Regions from separate parts of the Homo sapiens genome. Here region 1 is linked to region 2. Evidence: chromatin loops called from intact Hi-C (ENCODE). Cell type or tissue: mammary epithelial cell. All regions are shown on one strand. Each heading gives the region's core, and the rest is flanking DNA. Links, peaks and the distances in the headings are about the cores only. Region 1 has its middle 48 kb from the start of LINC01049. Region 2 has its middle 91 kb from the start of MIR622.

Evidence for each region. A loop is a pair of places that touch in the nucleus more often than their neighbours do. Peaks named below come from ENCODE experiments on the same cell type or tissue, not always from the same donor. Only the 100,000 strongest peaks of a DNase experiment are listed, where the experiment ranks them.
Region 1: a loop joins it to region 2, with 6 times the contacts of the local background. A loop is called at or near these places in 1 of 110 quality-filtered maps.

Annotation. Positions count from the first base shown.
Region 1 is chr13:90,443,976-90,446,900 of GRCh38, reverse strand. No RefSeq gene overlaps it. Among named protein-coding and RNA genes, the nearest start is that of LINC01049, 48 kb to the left of the region's middle. RefSeq lists an enhancer at 792-1,991. In mammary epithelial cell, for the core only: no CTCF peak of the experiment used is centred there; a DNase peak (open chromatin) is centred at 1,580; H3K27ac peaks cover 1,011 bases.
Region 2 is chr13:90,321,216-90,324,140 of GRCh38, reverse strand. No RefSeq gene overlaps it. Among named protein-coding and RNA genes, the nearest start is that of MIR622, 91 kb to the right of the region's middle. In mammary epithelial cell, for the core only: no CTCF peak of the experiment used is centred there; no DNase peak of the experiment used is centred there.

The DNA.
Region 1 (2,925 bases), core at 307-2,806, 120 kb before region 2:
GTTTTTGTTTTTTGAGACAGAGTCTCACACTGTTGCCCAGGCTGGAGTTCAGTGGTGTGATCTCTGCTCACTGCAAGCTCACCTCCCAGGCAGCAATTCTCCTGCCTCAGCCTCCCAAGTAGCTGGGATTACAGGTGCCCGCCACCACACTGGCTAATTTTTGTATTTATGGTAGAGATGGGTTTTTGTCCTGTTATACAGGATGGTCTCAAACTCCTGACCTCAGGTGATCTGCCCGCATTGCCCTCCCAAAGTTCTGGGATTACAGGTGTGAGCCACCGCATCTGGCCTTCAATAGGTTTTTAATTTATTTTCTTTAATTTGGCCCCTCTGAATGAAACTCCAAGTTCCATTGTTCCTTTTGTCAGCAGCAGCTGAGACACACGCTGAGCTTCTTGAGTTTATCAGGTATTGTTTTCTTCTGAGCTTCTTGTAATCTCACCTGCATTTGTGTAATTTAGTGGACATAAAAAAATTGAAGGATATTTATTAGAAGAATTTGGAATATTTCTCCAATGTAAGAATTTGGCTCTCAACTCACAGGGGCATCGATGAGCTTGGATTCCGTATCTTTTTTTTTTTTTTTATGCCGAATTTGTTCCTTTCTGTTCACCTCCAGCTGCCCCATGATTCCAGCACCACAGTTCTTCTAGGACTAAATCATCTGAAGGAAGAAACTACTTTTGGTAAAAATCTAGTGCCTTCAAATAGTTGGGCTTTATTGGTTTGGTGTATAATATTTTACATCTGTAGGAAGGTTAGTCCTATATAAATTATTCTGCCATTAATAGAGCTAAGACTTCATTGGATTCTTTGTTTAAAGAAATTGAAGAAGAAACCTGGGAGATGCTTTATATGTACATACAGACATACACACATGACATTTTCCTGTGTGTGTACATGTATATATATATATACATATACATACACACGTGTTTATGTATATATTTATGTATACATATACACACACACAGGGACAAATAATGTTACTGACCTTTATATCTTTTTGCCTAAATTTTAGACAATGTTTCTGGAGGTAGGGAGATCATTTTGTGGCCATAGAGCTCCAAGCATGATGAGTTCAGAAAGCCAATATGCTAAGGATGGCAGGGAAGAATGTCAAAAATAGCTTAGGGTTTTGGGAGCTTTCTTGACACTCTAGCCTTTAAATACTCAACTGCCGACTTCTTGTTAGATGTTTAAAATGTACTAAAATGTTTTCAGCCACAATCTTTTACTTTTGTGTCACTTGTAGCTGAACAATTCTTAATGGATTCAACTATTCTCTGACAAAATGTCACAGGATGTCAATAGAAGAATACGCTGATCATTATTCTTTAAGTGGTAGTCTCATATTTCTTGGTAATGTTTCTCTTTTCCTCTGCCTCCATTTCATTATCCTTGTAAACACATGTTCCGGGTGCCTATGATATATCAAAAGAGAGGGAGAGATAGAGAGAGATTTAAAGAAGTTGGCTCAAATGCTTGTGGGGCTGCCAAGTATGAAATCTGCAGGGCAGGCCAGCAGGCTGGGAATTCCAAGAATTAATGTTGCATTCCTGAGTCAGAAGTCAGCTTGGAGGCAGAACTCTTTCCTTTTCATGGAACCTCCGTCTTTTCCCTTAAGGCCTTCAACTGGGTGTGGCCTCCCACATTATGGAGGGTAATCTGCTTTACTCAAAGTTACTCATTTAAGTATTAATCTTATTTTAAAGAGACCTAAGCAGCAACATCTAATCTATTGTTTGACTAGACAATGGGCACTATATATATGTGTGTGTGTGTATATATATATGTGTGTGTGTGTGTATTTTGTTGAATCTATGGTGTTTATTGATTTCACAAATCTAATGCAATTTCATAAATTACTATAAGCCAGGCTAATTTTGATCTTCACTTAACATCTAGTTACTTTCATATAGGAACAATAATCAAATAACATATGAATATGAGATGCAGTGCAATGCATTTGTGATGGTTGTTTTTATGTGTTGACTTCACTGGGTCACAGTGTTGGGATATGTGGCCAAACAGTAGTCTCCATATTCCTGTGAGGGTAGTTTTGGACGCAACTAATGTTTAAATAAGTGGACTCTGAATAAAGCAGATTGCCTTCCACAATGTGGCTAGGCCTCATCCAATCAGCTGAAGACATGAAGAGAACAAAAGGCTGGCTTCCTAGACATCCTCTGCATTTTAACTACAGCATCCTTCGCTTACTCTTACTTGGTCCCCTGTCTGCTGGTCCACCCTGTAGGTTTTGGACTTGCCAGACTTTAAAATCACGTGAGCCAATTTCTTAAAATAAACATCTTTCTGTAAATAAAAACATCTTGTTTGTTCCTTTTCACTGGAGAACCCTGGTAATATAACATTTCTTCCAGTTTTGAGATTATTGATCCATTAATATCTGCTATTTGATGTAGAAAAGTTAGAAAAGAAAAAACATATTATTCATGTAGATTCAAATGTGCTGTTTTTGTTATTATGGTTATTAGTTTATATGATGACATATCATTATCATTGAATTTCAGAAGTTCTGATTATCCTTTATTGTTAAAATCTTTTTGTCTTTTTAAAAAAGTTCCTTTAATTTTCACACTTTTTAAAAAATGTATTAGTTTACTCAATTCTGTTCTCTTTTTTCATTTTATTTTGATTTATTTCTTAAATTTGAGTTATTCTCATTCTAACGTTGGAAACATTACTCTGCCTTTTCTAAACAAACTTTTTCATTTTTTTTAATTTATGTCATTAAACACAAGGAAGAAGATCCTCTTCTGGATTCCAACATATAAACTGTGACACAACACACAAATACTGTTCAGGGTTCTAACATATAAACTGTTACACATCACACAAATCACATGTTCAGGCCCCAGAGGAAGGCTTCTCCAATATCCCTCACAGCAGTCTATTGGATAG
Region 2 (2,925 bases), core at 250-2,749:
TAGTTTAGCAATTTATCTTATCACTTGATTTTCTAAAGACATCTCTGCCCCTGTTCTCTTCTAAGAAATAACAACAAGGAAGGCAGAGAAGGGAGGTAATTATCCATCATTGATCCTGATTATACTGTAACTACCATCATTGAATTTTAATAATAAAGAGTAAAAAAAGATCAAAACATATGCTGTAGCAGAAATGAAGGAGAAAAAAAACAAAGGAAAATTCCCTAACACTCAACCATAAACTTATTGCTTTATCTCAAGGCACCACCAATAACATCTTTCTTTTAAATGTCATCATGGGGAGACTCTCGTAGGTTTCTACTTTTCCACACAGCTGGGGATTGTAGAGAAAATATTTATTTGGACAAAGTTAATTTGACAGATGTGATACCACCTGCTGTCTCTACTGTATATTTATTTGCTCCTTCTGAAATGGCTCTGTTGTATCATTCTGTCTTCAGGTATCAAAAGAAACAAACCACCCCCACCCCCACTCCTCTCCTGCATTTTCCCTCCTTTTTGAAAAACACAGGGCCATAAAAAGATGATTTGCAGAACTAGAATGAAAATCAGAATTTTATTTTTTATTAGGATGTCAACACATGCCTGCAAGGCGCACACTGCCTGCTGCTATCATTCTTTGTTGTGTAGACTCCAGCGCTGAACAGAAGAATTGGAGCTTTGTCCTTCTCGCTGGCACTAGTCTAATCATTCATTCCTGCCTCCTGCCTCCCACTCCTCAAACCTGTAGGCATATCATAATCTGGCTATTAAGAAGCTCACATTTAAAAATCACCTAACCTGCTGCTTGATAATGGGATGTTGAAAATGGATGGTCTGTTCCCTGGGAGGGCATTATCAGCTATGAACATGAGCCCAACAGTACTTCATTATATCATCTATGCTCCATCCTCAGAGCCCATTCAGAAGCTCTCAGAGGCTCACTTTCTATCAAGCTCTGGATTGACATTGGCTGTTGTGAGAGTATTATACGTTCTTCTATTTGTTGCAATTCCATGGTTTAAGCCTTGCAAAAGATCACACATGAGAAACAAAAAGAGGGTGTCCAGGTGAATAGCTCAGGGACTCTGTGACTGGCTATCTAGTGCTACCTCCAGGGTGAGAGGAGACTTCTCCAAACCAGAGCAGGGAGGGTCACTGTTTACTTTTGCTTTCTCTGAGGTTCCCAGGTGCTAGAAACCCACTTTAATAGCTGGAACACAGACTTAAATCTTTTGCCACCTGTTGGCCAGGCTGGAGCCCAACCCCACTGAGGTCTCAGCTCTGTTCCTATGAAAGCACCATCCTCTGCCTCTGCTCATCCCTCTGCAGGATTCCTAGCTGGTCCTCTGAGGCAAGGATGCATTGACATTTACCTTTGCCCTTTGCTTGATGACATTTAGTGATATTATTATTAAATTTGGAGTCCATATATTACTTGTTTATAATTCTTGTCCCTCCTGGAGACAGCTATAAAAATGTGCTACTCAGATCTCATGGGGGATGGAGTGTGGTTGACTGACAGCTCCAGCTGCTGTCCCTGGAGATCAAGGACCCCATTTCTGCTGATATCCCACTTCCCCAGATTATTCCCACTCAGTGCCTGGGTGTGTTTGAGGTGCTAGTGCTGTCCTGTTCCTAGAGCTCATCTATGCTAACAGGCCAACACTGGCTATGTAGTCCCCACTGCCTGGACAGGGACTTTCTTAAAACTGTGATGAGACCATCTAAGCAATCCTCCTTGCTTGCCCTGTGCTGTAACAGGCCAGTCTTGCCTTGCAGTCTGAAGGCTCTTTCTTCCAATTCCTGTTTCCTCCCCTCTTTCTTTCATAGGCATTTTCCTTCACAGGTCCCTTGTCAATCTTATAGTGTCTTGGTATCTGCTTCTTGGAGAATCTCAACATAGATTTACTAATTCTAAAAATCAGCCAAAACGGCTTATTAAAAAAATAACTTAAATGCTTACAAAATCAGGTTAAAAAAAGTCTGAGAGACAGATTGGAAAGTGTACAGACTAGGGAGACTCTAGCTATTATGCATTACCAACCAGGTAACATTTTGAATAGGAAGCATAAATATAAAACCTATAGGAAAGCCAAGTGTAATTTTCAAATTTTACCCTGAACTTTCTGGCATTTGGGGAAAAATAATACATATAGTAAATTATACAAAATTCCTAGTATAAATGTTACCTATTTTGGCTCTCTGGTTAAACGTTTTTGCCTGTTATAGCCGTTTATCTGTGCGGCCACCAGCTTCCTTAGGAAAACCGTCCCTCTGTGTCTTTCTCCCTCCACTATTGTCATGTTGTCTGAATAGAAGCTGCTTGCCCTTTCATGACTTTGCTTCCCCGGCTGCAGTGACAGACTGACGTGTAGACACAGGTTCACCACTCTGGACACAGTGAGTGGCTCTGCTGGACTTATTACCCAAGACTTGCCAATCAGAGTTCTTGCCTAAAAGCTTTGAACTTTCAGGCAAATCAGCCCTGCAAATAAAAGTTCTTTTTTTTTTTTCTGGAGCTCTGTTGCTTTGTACAGGAACATACCAACAACAGTCAAAGAAAATGATTAACTAAAATTGTAAGGTTTGTATGTTGAAAACAACAGAAGTGAGAGATTAAGTGTAGATGCTATTCAAATGACTGATTATAAAAATTCCTAAGGCCAGTCCATTCTTGTTCTTGCTGTGGTTTGATTATTCCATCCAATTCATTCGACATTTTTCTTAAGGTATCTTGAATCGATGTTCTGTTGTTTATGAGCCAAGAGACTTACCTAGTGTAGCTGACATTCTAATTCTGGTATTACTTTCTTCAAGACATCTCTTTAACTCGCATTGTGTGTGTTATATGATAATGAGCACCACAGACACTTGCAGAATGTGGCCTTTGCTCTTTATCTAATGGAATATAAGAATTTATTT